4 separate regions of the Homo sapiens genome follow, and all the other regions are linked to region 1. The links are chromatin contacts, found by Hi-C or POLR2A ChIA-PET in ENCODE. All regions are on one chromosome and are shown on one strand. Each heading gives the region's core, a stretch centred on a gene start or an enhancer-like site at or near the end of the contact. The rest is flanking DNA. Distances are from core to core; before and after follow the strand shown.

The links. Hi-C counts contacts between places; a loop is a spot of excess contacts on that map. ChIA-PET counts read pairs that join two places held with the same protein, here RNA polymerase II (POLR2A). Pooled maps may share reads with other maps.
Region 2: a loop to region 1 is called in a map with no recorded cell type, with 2.6 times the contacts of the local background. The contact joins the promoter of PARP15 here to the enhancer-like site in region 1. A Hi-C loop is called at or near these places in 3 of 37 single-sample maps with no recorded cell type and 2 of 50 pooled maps.
Region 3: a map of GM12878 shows a loop between it and region 1 (2.4-fold over the local background). The contact joins the promoter of HCLS1 here to the enhancer-like site in region 1. A Hi-C loop is called at or near these places in 1 of 168 maps with a recorded cell type or tissue (GM12878), 5 of 37 single-sample maps with no recorded cell type and 9 of 50 pooled maps. POLR2A ChIA-PET finds 5 or more read pairs at or near these places in 2 of 52 experiments (activated CD4-positive, alpha-beta T cell and activated CD4-positive, alpha-beta memory T cell).
Region 4: a loop to region 1 is called in a pooled map, with 4 times the contacts of the local background. The contact joins two enhancer-like sites. A Hi-C loop is called at or near these places in 4 of 37 single-sample maps with no recorded cell type and 4 of 50 pooled maps. POLR2A ChIA-PET finds 5 or more read pairs at or near these places in 1 of 52 experiments (OCI-LY7).

The regions. Positions count from the first base shown.
Region 1 is chr3:122,072,767-122,076,492 of GRCh38, forward strand. All of the region lies in intron 1 of CD86 (CD86 molecule), which reads left to right. Among named protein-coding and RNA genes, the nearest start is that of CD86, 19 kb to the left of the region's middle. RefSeq lists an enhancer at 1,930-2,269. Within about 2 kb of position 2,070, at least 9 of the 41 ENCODE cell types and tissues checked have a DNase peak (open chromatin) inside an H3K27ac peak, as active enhancers do; they include GM12878 and OCI-LY7, where a contact is called at or near this core.
Region 2 is chr3:122,575,593-122,579,318 of GRCh38, forward strand. PARP15 (poly(ADP-ribose) polymerase family member 15) reads left to right here and starts at 2,058. Exons shown (of 12, transcript NM_001113523.3): 1 at 2,058-2,261. The coding sequence starts at 2,076. RefSeq lists enhancers at 441-490, 2,025-2,304 and a silencer at 2,365-2,414.
Region 3 is chr3:121,659,127-121,662,852 of GRCh38, forward strand. It overlaps HCLS1 (hematopoietic cell-specific Lyn substrate 1), which reads right to left and starts at 1,777. Exons shown (of 14, transcript NM_005335.6): 1 at 1,694-1,777. RefSeq lists enhancers at 1,620-1,809, 2,000-2,049.
Region 4 is chr3:121,808,166-121,811,891 of GRCh38, forward strand. IQCB1 (IQ motif containing B1) reads right to left here. Exons shown (of 15, transcript NM_001023570.4): 6 at 751-844. Among named protein-coding and RNA genes, the nearest start is that of IQCB1, 25 kb to the right of the region's middle. Within about 2 kb of position 1,251, at least 3 of the 41 ENCODE cell types and tissues checked have a DNase peak (open chromatin) inside an H3K27ac peak, as active enhancers do; they include OCI-LY7, where a contact is called at or near this core.

The sequences.
Region 1 (3,726 bases), core at 820-3,319:
GCCATTGCTTTTGGTGTTTTAGACATGAAGTCCTTGCCCATGCCTATGTCCTGAATGGTAATGTCTAGGTTTTCTTCTAGGGTTTTTATGGTTTTAGGTCTAATGTTTAAGTCTTTAATCCATCTTGAATTGATTTTTGTATAAGGTGTAAGGAAGGGATCCAGTTTCAGCTTTCTGCATATGGCTAGCCAGTTTTCCCAGCACCATTTATTAAACAGGGAATCCTTTCCCCATTGCTTGTTTTTCTCAGGTTTGTCAAAGATCAGATAGTTGTAGATATGCGGCCTTATTTCTGAGGGCTCTGTCACTATACATCTACTAGAATGGGTAAAATCCAAAAATCTGACAATACCAAATGCTGCTGAGGATGTGGAGCAACAGGAAGCCTCATTGCTCCACATCCTCAGCAGCATTTGGTATTGTCAGATTTTTGGATTTTAGCCATTCTACTAGATGTGTAGTGGTATCTTACTGTTTTAATTTGCAATTCTCTAATGAGGTATGATGCTGACCACCTTTTCATATGCTTATTTGCTGTCCGTGTACCTTCTTTGGTGAGGTATATGTTCAGATCTTTTGCTCCTTATTAAATTGGGCTGTTTGTTCTTTTATCTTTGAGTTATAAGAGTTCATTGTGTATTTTGGATACCAGCCCTTTATCAGATATATCTTTTGCAAATATTTTTTCCCCAATCTTTGGCGTGTCTTTTTATTCATATAATGGTTGATACATGTTTCTGCTTTAAGGAGGAAGGGTTTTAAAAATACAATTTACAGTAGCAGTAAAAATAAAAATTTATTGCAAATGTCTTATGTTCACTCTCAGGTGATGTCAGGGAACTATGGACCCAGCAGGGTTTAATTAAAGGGGAGTGTCAAGTCCTGGGGGCTGTGGTTGACAATCCTCCTTTATTGGCAATTGTGCAGCAGGGCTGGGAGTAAGAAGACAACCCAGTCCTGAGCTGCATCACTTCTAAATTAAGAATAATTCAGGAACTGTGTTTACGGTGAAATCCTGGCCCTTCTCACATAGATTATATTATGCATAGGATATGAATTTCTGTCCATGAATCCAAGTATATATGAAATCATCACTTTGAAAATTTCCTTTAACTCAACTTAATCCCACTGGTGAGCCTCAATCCTGCCAGTTGAAAAAGAGACTGTAACTGGGTCATGCAGGAGTCTCCTTCCTTTCCTGCAGCCCAGTCAGAATTCAAGAAGTTCACCTGGTAACTGGAAAATGATGGAAGGGCCTCAAGTCCCTAGTCTGTCCTGGTTGCCATTGGCACCCTTACTATCTGAGCCCATAGTGGTCTGTGAAGTCCGGCAGCTCCCTGCCCCCATGCCACAGTGGGGAATGAGAATATCTACTGATGCTGGGCCCCATGAGCAAAGCATGCTGCCTTTCTAGGCATGAGCCATCACACCTGAGGTTGCTACCCCCTCGGGAGCACTGATGGAGGGGCAGTTGGGTTTCTACTGCTCACAGGACCCAGACAACCATCCCCTGCCCTCCCTTCTTCTTGCACTTCAAAAGCACTCTCTTCCTCTCTTTTCACCTCTAAGCCACCGGTATCATCTCTTCCATGGGCTTTCACAAAAGTCTGGATGAACCTTTGAACTTGTATCTCTTCTGCTTTCCCCCTTGCATCAAGAAAGCTTAGAAAACAAACACTAATTAACGTTTCAATAAATAATGCTGCTCTAATTATTTGTGGAAACTATTCTGTATTAGAACTACCATCAGCACCGCCTCCTAGAGTGCTTTTAGACTTGACCACTGGCCGCAGGAGGCCACTTCCATATAACAACAAACAGATGGCTGAAATTGGAAAACTCAGCTAAATGTTCAGATGTTTCTAGACTCCCACGGGTTTCTGGCTCTGGCACATGGAGTAGATCCTGACTGTGTGGTCCTCAGGGGACTCTCTCTGGTGAAGTTTGGTGAGGTCAACTTCCACACCCACACACACCAGCTACTGTGTGTAGCCTGTCCTCCTCTGGTTGCTTCTACTTGCAGCCTTGGCCTCTTCAGTCCTGAGAGCGTTGGAGAATGAGGCAGTGGAGGAAGCAGCCCCACACAGAAAGCAGTTTCTGAAGTAACCTCAGCAACTTCCTCCTCACCAAACACAAGGAACTGATCTTCTCCACTGGGCTCGGCCTCTGGTCAGCCAAGGACAACACTGTTGACCACCATCACGGTTGGCCCCACTCCACCCTTGGCTCTGATGACATATGTGGGAGTCAGAGGAATTTTGATTGGCTGACTGCTGGCCTGTCACACAAACAAGATGGGGCAAGGGGGTTGCGATATGACTTGACATGTGAAAAAAAAAAAAGCCGTGGTCAGCAACCCCCTGCAACTGTTGAAAGGCTAATTCAATCTCTGACTCTTTAACAAAAGTGATCTTGTTCACTGCCTGTTCTGCCCTGAGAGCCTTCTCTGCTAGGAGGTAGGTTGACTGACTCAGGGAGAAGGGTGCTGGTGGCAGAGCTGCCAATGGGTGAGGGTCCTAGAGACTATCGACATGAGGGGCAGTTGAGAACACTGTAGTATTTAGCTGAGAGGAGAGACTATTAATAAAATTTACAAAATCAGCTTTCAGCTATTTGGAAGGGTTTATATAAAAGGATAAAATAATATGTTCTGGTAGTTCTAGAAAACAGGACAGAGACAAGTAGCTGGTACTTATGGATTGGAGGAGTGAGTGGCAGTAGTTTGGGGATTATTTATAAAAAAGACATTTTTCTGTTAACTCTCTTTTCTAATAGTGAATTTCCCAACCTGACAAGTAAGAAAGCACAGGCTAGACACGCATCTGTCATGACACTGAAGGGGTCCTTGCTTGAGTGAGAGACTGGAATGATGAGTTTTGAGGTCCCTTACAGTCCAGCAACTCTAGCTAAGTTGGAGAATAAGAGAATTCCATGACACCATATCACCCCCTCATTTCTGCTGCCTGCCTCACCATTCATCTCTCTTTACTCCTTTTAATATCATTCTACGTTACAGCATTGGAGGAGGCTGCTCTAAATAGGAACTGAAATAAGTAGATTAAAGAAGTGCTATGGAAGGGAAAACAATAAAACAACTTGTTTTTTAAGAGCCTACTATTGCCAGGATCTGTGCTAAGCACCATATATATGCCATGTTATTTAACCGTCATGACATGCCTATGAGATATTTAGTATTACTTCTGTGAGGAAGCCAAAGCTCAGAGAGGTTAAATAACTGCCCCAAGAACACACAGGCATTAAGTAGTGGAGCAGGGTTTGAACACAGGTCTCTATGACTCCAAAGTGCAGTGTGATATGTTATTTTTACTGATCTGTTTATGGAAAATGATACTGCTTTCTAATTTAGTATTAACACAAAGATTTTTTTCTAAATAGATTTACTTAAAGTATGTTATAAAAATACTATATAAATAATGAAACAGATTTTACATGAGTATGAAGTGGTACTAGTAGCTAGAATGATGAAAGTTTGGGGAATACTACTCCAAATATTTTGATAGCTAGCCTTTCAATTTAGCCTGTCTTATATTTGGACTGCTGAGTACAAGGAAAAGAAGGAAACATGAAAATTAAGTGAAATATGAGTTACTTCCCCTGTGCTCTGATAGGTGGGTAATTGATCATATGTCACAATAAGAAAATCAAATGAACCCTTTCAAACAACAGCAAAATCTGTGATTGTAAAATCCAGAGGAAAACCCCAGG
Region 2 (3,726 bases), core at 808-3,307, 500 kb after region 1:
GCACTATTAGATCAGGGGCACCCTTCTCTCCAAAGAAAAAATAAAATAAAAGAATAATACATATTTGATGCTTCCCTGAAAATAGCATCAAAGTAATCATTAGGAGAAAAATAAGATCTTTATTGGACTTCCTTACACTTACCGTAATAGTTTAGTGTTTACAAAAATTATCCAGGCATGGTGGTACACATCTGTAATCCCAGCTATTCCGGAGGCTGAGGCATGAGAATTGCTTGAACCCAGGAGGCAGAGGTTGCAGTAGGCTGGGATCAGGCCACTGCACTCCAGCCTGGGCAACAGAGCGAGACTCTGTCTCAAAAAAAAAAAAAAATGTTTAGTACTGTTTTTGGTTTGATTTCCATACAGAAGTTAGGTGCTATTTCCTTTTTTATCGATTGGGTCATTTTTATTGATCAGATCTAAAACATAGAGCTTGATGCAAAGATTAAGATATTAATAATTTTGGAGGTCCAAGCCCAAGGACAAACAAAAAGAGAAGTGAGGCAAAGTAAGATGTAATGTAACGCGGTGCTAGGGGTTATCACCCTGGTTACTGCTTCACAATGAACCTGATGTTGCTGGTCTGGGAATTACATTTAGAGATCCACTGGCCTAGAAAATAGAGTTTAAACTCAGCAGCATGGCCGTTAGCGATTGCTCATGCCACTTTGCATACTTTGTGCTCCTTCCTCACCACCAAGTCCCTAGGGTTCAGTCACACCAGACTACAAGATTTTCCAAAGCACAGTCTATGCTTTCATTCATGTGATCTTTGTTCTGTGTAATCCACCCCCATCGCTGCTCTCTGCATGACAGATGATGAAAAAGGGAACTCTGAAGAGAGAGAGGGAGAGAGAGACACACCTCATTCTCATTCTTCACCTGATTTTCCTCTTAGAAAGTCCCCTACTCATCATGCAAGGTCTTACTGAAATGCCACTACTATAGAAACTTTTCTCCAATCTTGTCTCTAAATTACAACGAACCACTGATTTCTGTTATCCTAATACTTTATATGTATCTCAATGCAAATACGATACCAAAACCTTTTACCCTGCTCTCTGCCTTGGAGGTGGTACTGAGGGCTGACCTCTAAGTACCACATCAGCTCCATTCTCTGATTACTCATTGGGTTCTGCAGTGGGAGGTACCAGCACGAGATTGGAAGGCACACGGAGAGAGTACTTGGGATGCTTATACTCCCCTGGCTGTCTTCCGAAAGCAGTCATGGGTTCTACCTGCTGGCACTTGGTATAGCTCTTACCAAGTTCAGGAGATGCCCCCTCCCTTGCCCCTTCAGCCTAGATGGTAAGGGGAGGAGGCTACTTCACCATCTCTCAATGGTTTCCTTAACCCTTTGCCCACACCTGTGTAAATAATTTCTTTATTAAATTATCTTCAATTATTAATTTTGAGTATACCATCTGTATACTGCCAGGACTTTTCGTGATACACCAGGTAACAGTATTAATCTATGTTTTATTTCTCCACCTCCTACTTCACCCCTCACTCCAAAGAGAGGGGATCTGTGTCTAATTCATCTTTATAATCTTAACACAGTGCCAGGCATATCAAAGGCCTTCAATACGCGTTGATTGAATTAAATAATGCCCTGTTGGGCCAGAGGGGAACCTGACTCCAGCCCTGGCTTAGGGAGCACAGGAGAGAACCCAGTGTATTTTTCTAAATATGGGTGTGTAGGGAGAATTGGGGGGAAAGGAGTGGGATGCCCAACAGAAAAGGAAAGGAATACTGATTCCTGTGTTTTAATGTGCCAGGCATTCTACAGACTTTATCTCATTTAATCTTCATTATAATAACATGAAATAGTTATGGCTGTGCCCACTGTACAGATGCTATTGACTGAGGCTACATAACTAATAAAATTGCAGACCTCAGGATTTTGACCCAGGATTTGTCTGGCAGTAACGTCTGTCCCAAAGGGCGACACAATCCTGAGGCAGCTGTTCGCAAACTCGAGGCCTCAATCTTTGACGGAAGCGGTTTTCAGAGAAAAGAAGTTCGAGGCACAAGCCTGTTGGGTGGGGCGCAACTGCAGTCCCAGCGAGCTGAGGATGGCTGCGCCAGGCCCCCTTCCTGCCGCTGCTCTGAGTCCAGGGGCTCCGACCCCCAGAGAACTTATGCACGGAGTTGCAGGTGTTACTTCCAGAGCCGGACGAGATCGGGAGGCGGGGAGCGTGCTGCCGGCCGGGAACCGTGGGGCGCGGAAGGCCTCCCGGCGCTCTTCCTCCCGGAGTATGGTGAGGAGCGCGGGGGACGGGTGCGGGAAGGGGACAGCAGGGCTGAGCCTGGGGCCCGCAAGACCCAGCAGCCCGAGCGGGCGCAGAGACCCCACGCCACGCACAACCCTCTCTTCTAGGGGGCGCCGACTACACTGACTTCCCTGTTCCGGAAGAGGGGGATGCGTGCTGCTTCTTTTTCCTTAGCATTTCTGGTGGTTTTTTTTTTTTTTCCCTTAAAATTTAAAAGTTCTTTATAAAGTTTGAAAGGATATGAGTCCTTTATTCGTGATATGTGTTATGAATATGTCCTCCCAATTTATTTTTTGTTTTTTGAGTTTGCTTATGGGGGGCTTTTGTTTCTCTTTGCCATGCAAATATTTTAAATTTTGTGTGGCAAGACTTACCAGTCTTTTATTTTATGACGTCTAGACTTTTAGTCATATTTTAATATATGACTTTTAGTCATACTCTTCCCTACACCCAAGTTATAGAAGAGTTCACTCATGCTTGCTTCTAGTACTTGAACTGATGTATTTTTTACATTTAGATCTATAATACATTTGGAGTGTGTTATTGTGTGTGGTTTGAGGAGTGAATCTAATTATTTTTTTTCAAATGGGTATCAAGTGTCCCAACACCATTTATTATAAAGGTCGTCACTGTCCCAGTAACTTGAGATACCAGCTTTATCATGTACTAGACTTTCATATGTGGTTCGGGTATTTCTGGACCTTCTATTTTCATCCATTGACCCGTTTATTCATCTGCTTTAGAGAGGCTTTGCTGTATGTTTTAATGTCAGGGCTAGTCTTCCTAGAGAGTGCTTCCTTGTCACTATTTTCCTAGCTATTCTTGTTGTTTATTTTTCCTTATGAACTTTTCTGATGTATGATCAGTTTAAAAAAAAAAAAGAAAAGCTCTTTGGAATTTTTATTGGGATTGCATTAAATTAATAAATTACAGAGAGCTGATATCTTTAGGTGGTGTTGACATGGTCTAACCTACTGTGCTGTGAAAGATTGAAAATTTGAGTATGTAATGTATATGATATTAAATTGTGAATTGGTGGGACATATGTAACAGCTTTTCAACAATTGTAGATACTGGTACTTCATATCCTCTTAAGGAAAATTTGCCTCCAAATTTTAAGCTGGAAAGTCACTAGAATAACTTTTAAAAACAATTACAATACATGACTTTTTAAACTTTTTTGTGTGTGTATGTTAAGAATAGTGTACAAATTGAAATATCTGTGTACTGATCCTCGACACAACCAATGAAATCTCCATTATGAAGGAATGTTTTGAAGCACATAGAAAAGGAAGCGAAACAAAGGATGCCTTTTCATTGTTTAAGTCTATTTTTGTGTCTTTAAAGAAGGTTTATAGTTATCTTCACATAAAACATTTCAATTTTTCTTTTTTCTCAATATTATATATGAGGTTTACTCATTCGCTATGTTGTCTATTTACGTGTATGTATG
Region 3 (3,726 bases), core at 527-3,026, 410 kb before region 1:
CATTAAGAGGTACTCAGTTTTTATCAACTAAATAAATGTTGCAGAAATATTTAGAGAACCCTAGCTTGGAAGGGTGCCAAACTTATTCTGCTGGGGCATTCCCAGTGTTCTAGACGGCCTTCCGGACTGTGCAGAAGGAAGAGCGGCACAGTTGCTCTGCATCTGTGGATTTGGTGTGAAGAAGTAACAACAGACAATGCTCATCTGCTGTGGTCACCACTGAGACTTCTTGACCCTGGCAGCACTTGCTAGCTGGCAATCCTTCCCTCCTCAGACACCTCATCCCATTGGAGACCTTCCCCATGCTCTCCATCGTCTCCAAAGAGTCCCTTTACAACCACTCCTCGGGTTCTCCTGTCTCCACCTAGGCCTTCAGATTCTCCAGTTTTCTATTTCCACTTGAAAGCTCCATCTTCTCCATTGAGCAACCTCTTAAAAACCAGCCCAGGGGAAGTCTGGGTAAATCAGTTAAAGAGATGCTAAGGGGACACCGGAGAGATATTGACTGAGTCAGCCGGGAGTCATGGCTGAAAGCAGCTTGGCTTTCCCTGATGCGGTTGGAGACAGCAAAACATCCTTACTACCTGCATCCTTACTACCCCTCTGCTTCTCATCCCCTGGCTCCTGGGCTGCTGTGCAACAACAAAAGGACTGTCACACAGAAAACTGGAATGGAGAAGTTTCTGAAATAGTCATGAGCAATAAGGAAGCAATGAGGACTGATGGTCCCATCCTCCTTCCTGTGGCTCCTCTGAGGCCTCAGCCTGACTCTCCCATTCACCCATTTTTGAAATAAAGAGTTTCTGAAATAGAGACAATTTATCTAATATCCTTGACCTATTGACCAGAAACCAGAAAGGTAAGAAGTGCTATCTAGAGGTGAGAACCAGAGAGTAATCTGGTGAGGCCTTGTTGCGATGCTGACCTCCTGCATCAAAGTACACAGACTGGGAGTCAGAAGCCCTGGCTGTCACCCCAGCTCTGTGACTAAGCCTCTGAGGGACCATCACAAGGGCATCAACAGAGTAGGTACTCATTTGCCAGGTATCAGACCAGGCGATTAAGAAATACTAACTTTAATAATTTGGCAAATCAGCAATTATCTCTGATTTTCCCAGTGGAAAATAATGAAGGGGTTAACGTAGCTCATCTGTGGTCTCCTTGATTTCTGACATTCTGAGATTCTGTGATCTACGAACACAGAAACTAGCCCCAGCAGAACAATCATGCCTTCTCTTGGGCTCCATCAGCACTTGGTACTCAGTGCTAGTGTACATCAGTGACTACTTCCTGATCTGTTACATTTCCTGTGTGGGTTTGTTTCCCTGAGACCATATGCTCTTCAAGGGCAGACACTGTTTTCGTCTCCTGTGGTCCTCCTCCCAGCTCAGTACCTAGGGGAGACAGGCCTTAGAGTGGGTTGTAGATTGTCAGCAGAAACCAGGCAACACTTTGCTTGATGTTGGTGCTAGATGGCTCCTGAAACACTTGCCTTGGGTTTAAGCCCCTCCCTTTTGTTTCTATCTCCAGATGCTGATTTGCTACAACCACTCACAACCAGGCCTTCTGGCCATAAAAGGATAAAAGCCTACTAGTGGTGACCTTGCCCATCACCAAGGACTAAGAGCCAGGTAGGTTCCTCCTCAACTCTTACTCTGTGTTTCCCAACTGTCCCATGGCTCAGAGTACCCACCTCCACCTGTGCAAGCCTCTGTTCTAAGCGCCCGGCTCCTCGCGTCCACACCGACTCCCTCTCTGGCTGCTGCCACTTCGGAGTGAGAAACTGAGCTGCTGCTTCAGTTCCGTATTCAGGTTTTCGTCATTTCCTGCCACCCCATCCTCACAGCTACTTCCTGAAATTTGAGTCAGTTCCTTCTGCTTTAGACACTTAAATTTTAAAAGGATTAAATGTTTCTGTGCCTGGTCTTTTGCAAGGTTTTGACAATGGGGGTCATAGAGCAGTCATAGAAAATGCTGCTTTGACTCTGAGTTTGTAATCCAGTGAGAGAAACAAACATTCAACCAGAAAACACATTAGAGAATGCTGTAGAACAGCATTGTGTCCTAAATAGGGTGGCAGTTACATTTGAGACAGTAAAGGAATTCAGAGCATTTGGTATTGGGTGTATTCATCAAGAAAGGCTTTATGGGAAAAGTGATTTATATGTGGGTTTTGAAGCATAAGACTTAAAAAGAAACTCACCCCTATATTACCCACAGCACTTAAAAGTGGAGTTTTCATATAGATGTTCAAATAAACGTCGACCAATTGAATGCCAGAAGAGAATAACTCATGAGGGAAAAGGCAAGACATGGAAGGAGAGTTTCCTAGCTTGTTTGGGGCACTGTGGAGTCTGAGCTAACAAACTAAAGATTTGGCTCTAGAGCGTAGGAAGAATTCTGAAAGAACCAGGTGCTGGTCAGCTGATGGAAGAAGGTCTTTGTGGTATCCTGTTTTACTGCGTGTCAAGACTTGCTGCCCCTCCCTTCCCTCTTGAAGTCAGACTTACTCAGGTGACTTGTTTTGGCCAGTGACAGATACCACTTTCTGGCGGAGGCCGTAAGACCACTGCAAGCTTTGCCATGCTTTCACCACTGCCCAAGGCAACCTGCAATTCTCCATATTGGCTCCTCCAGCAGACTGGGTCCCTGAGTGAGAAAGAACACAAGTGGAGCCCCATCCACCATGTGGGGGAATTGGAGTCTTTCACTAAAAAATAGTCCTTTGTTTTGGCTACTGAGAATTTGAGGGTGTCTGTTATTGTATCTGACCTAGCCTTTCCTAATCTTGATTGTGGACTTCTTGATTTGTTCACAACGGTGCATCCTCCAAGGAGTTTAAGCAGGACTGGATGAAACTGGCCCATGATACAGGCACTTTTCTGCATTAGGAATATGAAGCCTCTGTCACTTCCAAATCTAAGGATTCTATGCCTGGGGGAGCTTTATTTATTCCTTCTACTTTATTACCTATTTATCATGGTGGTACCAAAGTTATGATAAGGAAGAGTACGTTTGTACAAGAGAAAAATCACTTGGAATCCTCATGTAGTGTCAAAATACGATTTAGACTAGATGATGTGACACACCATCCAGGTACATAGTTCTCTAGAGAAAATATAGAAATTAATCAGAGATGACACCAAGAAGTCCCATCTTTCCTTAGCAAATGTCACAAGTTCATTACTGATGAGGTAGTGAGGTGTATCACACAGAAAAAGAATGGGCCTTGAAGCCAGACAGACTTGGTTCAATTAAACCACTTATTGTACTTTGAGAAAGTGAGCTATCTTCTCTCAAGCAGCAACTTAATATAAAAATCCATAATAGCTGGGCACGGTGGCTCACACCTCTAATCCCAGCACTTTGGGAGGCTGAGGCGGGTGGATCACAAGGTCAGGAGTTTGAGACCAGACTGGCCAACACAGTGAAACTCCATCTCTACTAAAAGTGCAAAGATTAGCCGGGCATGGTGGCAGGTGCCTGTAATCCCAGCTATTTGGGAGACTGAGGCAGGAGAATCGCTTGAAACTGGAAGGCGGAAGGTGCAGTGAGTTGAGATTGTGCCACTGCACTCCAGCCTGAGCGAAAGAGTGAAACTCGGTCTCAAAAAAAACCCAACAAAACAAAACAAAACATAATAATGCCTATCTAACCTGCTACATGCTATTAAGCTTCTCTTCTCCCATTCCCACCCAGAGGGATCCCTAGGGGCCTAATGTTTTC
Region 4 (3,726 bases), core at 1-2,500, 270 kb before region 1:
TTTGGAAAATGGGAAATGGAGTGGGCATGAGGGTCAGGGATTGTGTGTGTTTTAATGATCCTTACAGAACTATTTGACTCTTTAAATTATGTGCATGCAATGATTCTGAGGAGAAAAGCTTAAAGTAAAATTTCAGTTCAAGTATTACTTAAAAAATATTCTTAAGAGTGTTACATCTATATTAGATGAAATTTTTCTAGGGAGAGCACCATGAATGTAACTAAGAATTATTTTTTCAGTCTTAAGAAAACATAAAACTCATACATGTTTATATCTCTCAATGTAAACAGAAATATCCTATAACTTCCAAGTTTACTAAAAGGTCATTAAATAAAAGCTTACTCTTACTTGGATAGTTAGACTATATGAGTTAAATCATATCCACCCTGAACATAGGGATTTCTCTCATGATAGGTCTAAAACACTGACTGTAATCTTTTAAACTTAAAAGTTATTTTTAGGAATAAACTGCTCAAATTATCATTTGTCTTTATCTTAGATTTGCTAAACAGAAAAAGCTAAAGTTTTATTTCAACAGTATTCTCCTTAATTTAATATTCACATTGTTGATGTAGGCTATGTAAAACTGGAATATCCATTTTAAAAAATTGTGAGCTTATTTCAACATGGTTTCATTTCAGTGTGGTTATCTGCACAGTTCATGTGGCATTTGTTTTTGGAAAAAACGATCAAACTGTTAGCAGTTGACTCTACAATAGCTATTAGTTACATTAAAATCTTTTCTCTTACCATTCTGAATAAGTTCAACATGGCCTCCCAAAAGCCAGAAGAGAGAATCAGTCACAATTTGGAAAAAGTGTAGTAATTCATCTTTTTCTTCAGCCTTAACATAAAAGATAAGCCCAGTTTACTTTTCTATAGTTTTTTTCCTTTTTTTTTTTTTTAAGGAGACTTCTCTCTGGGGAGTTAGAGGATACAGTTTCTGGATCTAACTTAGCTATTTATGAGGGACATGATTTTGTTGCCTTTAGTTTCTTAATTTGTAAAACTTGTGGTTACAGGATAGTAATATCTACTAGAAATGGTTGTTATCCAGATAAAATAAAACAACATAAGTAGTGTAAGGGCTACAAGTTGATACACTAGGATGTCTTAATACTTGCTATGCATCAGAATCACCTGTTGAGCTTTTTAAATACATCTATGCACAAGCTTTAGTTCAAATATACTGAATTTGAATCTCCAAAGGCAGTCTGGATATCTGTACTTGCACAAAGTTAGGTGGTTGATTTGGTTTTACAACTTGGGTGAAAATAACTGCAATATGCAAATGTAGATGTCAGCATGAGAAGCATTATTAATAGTGTATTTCAGTTCCAGTTTCTACTCATAAGTTTAGGAGGGCAAAGATCGTGTCATTTAGCTCCCCATACAAACTCAGTTTCTAGGACAGTTCTGACACATAGTAAATGTTCAATCAACATTTAGTCAACAAATAAATGACAGTTTTTTCTGGCTCTTCCTTTCTGGAAAGTAGGGTGAGAAATTATTATAAATTAGAGTGCCACAAGGAGAAATAAGAAGTATAGATTCCATTTACAATTTTGTCATTTATTGGCCATGTAACTTTAGTGGAATGTTGGATAAAGGTCACTAATCTTATCCATGTCCTGAATGTTTGTACTATAGCACAAAAGTAATGATGAGACCCGCAAAAATATTATGATTGCCATGATTATTCTTTATAATAATGAAAGTATTTTTTTCCTAATATCCTAGGAATATTCTAGGACAAGTGCTGACTTGAATATAACAATGGAAAAAAAAAAAACCCATAAGAAACGTCACATTAGAGCAAGAATCCTTTTATCCTTTTAGTTCAGGAAGCTACCTTTGCCAGAGTTTTACCTAAAGATACATCAGAAAGGGCATGGTAATTCTCATTGTTGTCAATCCCAAAAGATAGTGTTGTACTCTTAGACTTCCTACTTTCCTTAAAATGCACATTAGATAATGTCACCCACAAATTCATGGTTCTTGAGGCAGGTTAACAAAATTTACCTTTAAATCGAAATTCTCACATATACTCACACAAAACCACTTTGTATTTTAGGTCAGAACGTGTATGTCCCACCATATGATCTACTAACTATGTACTATCTAATTAAAACAAAAATCTGATTGAAAAGCTCCTAGGTAAATAGACTAATAAATTAATTCAAGTTTTTGCCACATCTTTTTTATGCCCCTGTTTTAATTTTGCCCTGTGGTTAAGTGGCCTTACTTTTTCTGTAGCCAATTAATTCTTGGATAACATTAAAGAATCTTTATCTCAATAAAAATACAATAATAAAGGACAGAAAAATATTATGAAAAGTATTAAGGATTCTATAAATGAAAATAATTAACTGAATAAGTATATTTATAATGAAAGTAATATACAAATACATAACATATTAATACATAATTTTAATAATATATAAGGAAAAAGAATTATTAATGCTCTTAAATAGGAATATTAAATAAAGGTGCTTTGAAGAAAAGATAAAGCTTACATAATGGTCTGAGCTATTAATGGGACAGAAATTATTTTACAAATGAGGAAAATGAGATACAGTGAAATCCAGTGATTTGCTATAGAACCTAGAGTTAGTTTGTGGCACAGCCAGCAAAAGAAATCAAATCCAACACAATTCCTATAGTTTATGTGGCTTCAACTAACCTGAATTAAACTAAATCTAGCAAATATTTATTTAGTGCTAACATCCCACAAAATGCCAGTGGAGATATCAGAAATGGAATTTGTAACCTGTTACATGGAACACATATGCTCTACCACTGAGTTAAATTCTCTGCCAGGGGGATCTGGCAAGATGGTTGAAGAGGAACAGCTCTGGTCTGAAGCTCTCAGCAATAGCAATGCAGAAGGCAGTGATTCTGCATTTCCAACTGAGGTACCCAGTTCATCTCATTGGGACTGGTTAGACAATGGGCGCAGCCCACAGATGGCAAGCAGAAGCAGAGTGGGGCATTGCCTCACCTGGGAAGTGCAAGGGGCTGGGGACCTCCCTCCCCTAGCCAAGGGAAGGGAGGGACTGTGCTATCTGGCCCAGATACTACGTTTTTCCCATGGTTTTTGCAACCCACAGACCAGGAGATTCCCTGTGTGCCTAAACCACCAGGGCCCTGGGTTTCAAGCACAAAACTGGTCAGCTGTTTGGGCAGACACTGAGCTAGCTGCACGAGTTTCTTTTTGTACCTCAGTGGTGGCTAAAACCCCAGCAAGACAGACTGTTCACTCCCCTGGAAAGGGGTCTGAAACCAAGGAGCCAAGAGGTCTTGTTCAGCGGGTCCCACTCCCACGGAGACCAGCAAGCTAAGAACCATTGCCTTGAAATTCTCGCTCCCAGCACAACAGTCTGAAGTCGACCAACCTGGGACAACTGAGCTTGGTGGTGGGAAGGGCATCCACCATTACTGAGGCTTGAGTCGGCAGTTTTCCCCTCACAGTGTTAAGGAAGCCACTGGGAAGTTTGGACTGGGTGGAACTCACTGCAGCACAGCAAGGCAGCTGTGGCCAGACTGCCTCTCTAGATTCCTCCTCACTGGGCAAGTCATCTCTGAAACAAAGGCAGCAGCCCCAGTAAGAGGCTTATACATAAAACTCCCATCTCCCTGGGACAGCGCACCTGGGGACAGGGGAGACTGTGGGTGCAGTTTCAGCAGACTTAAATGTTCCTGCCTGCCAGCGCTGAAGAGAGCGGC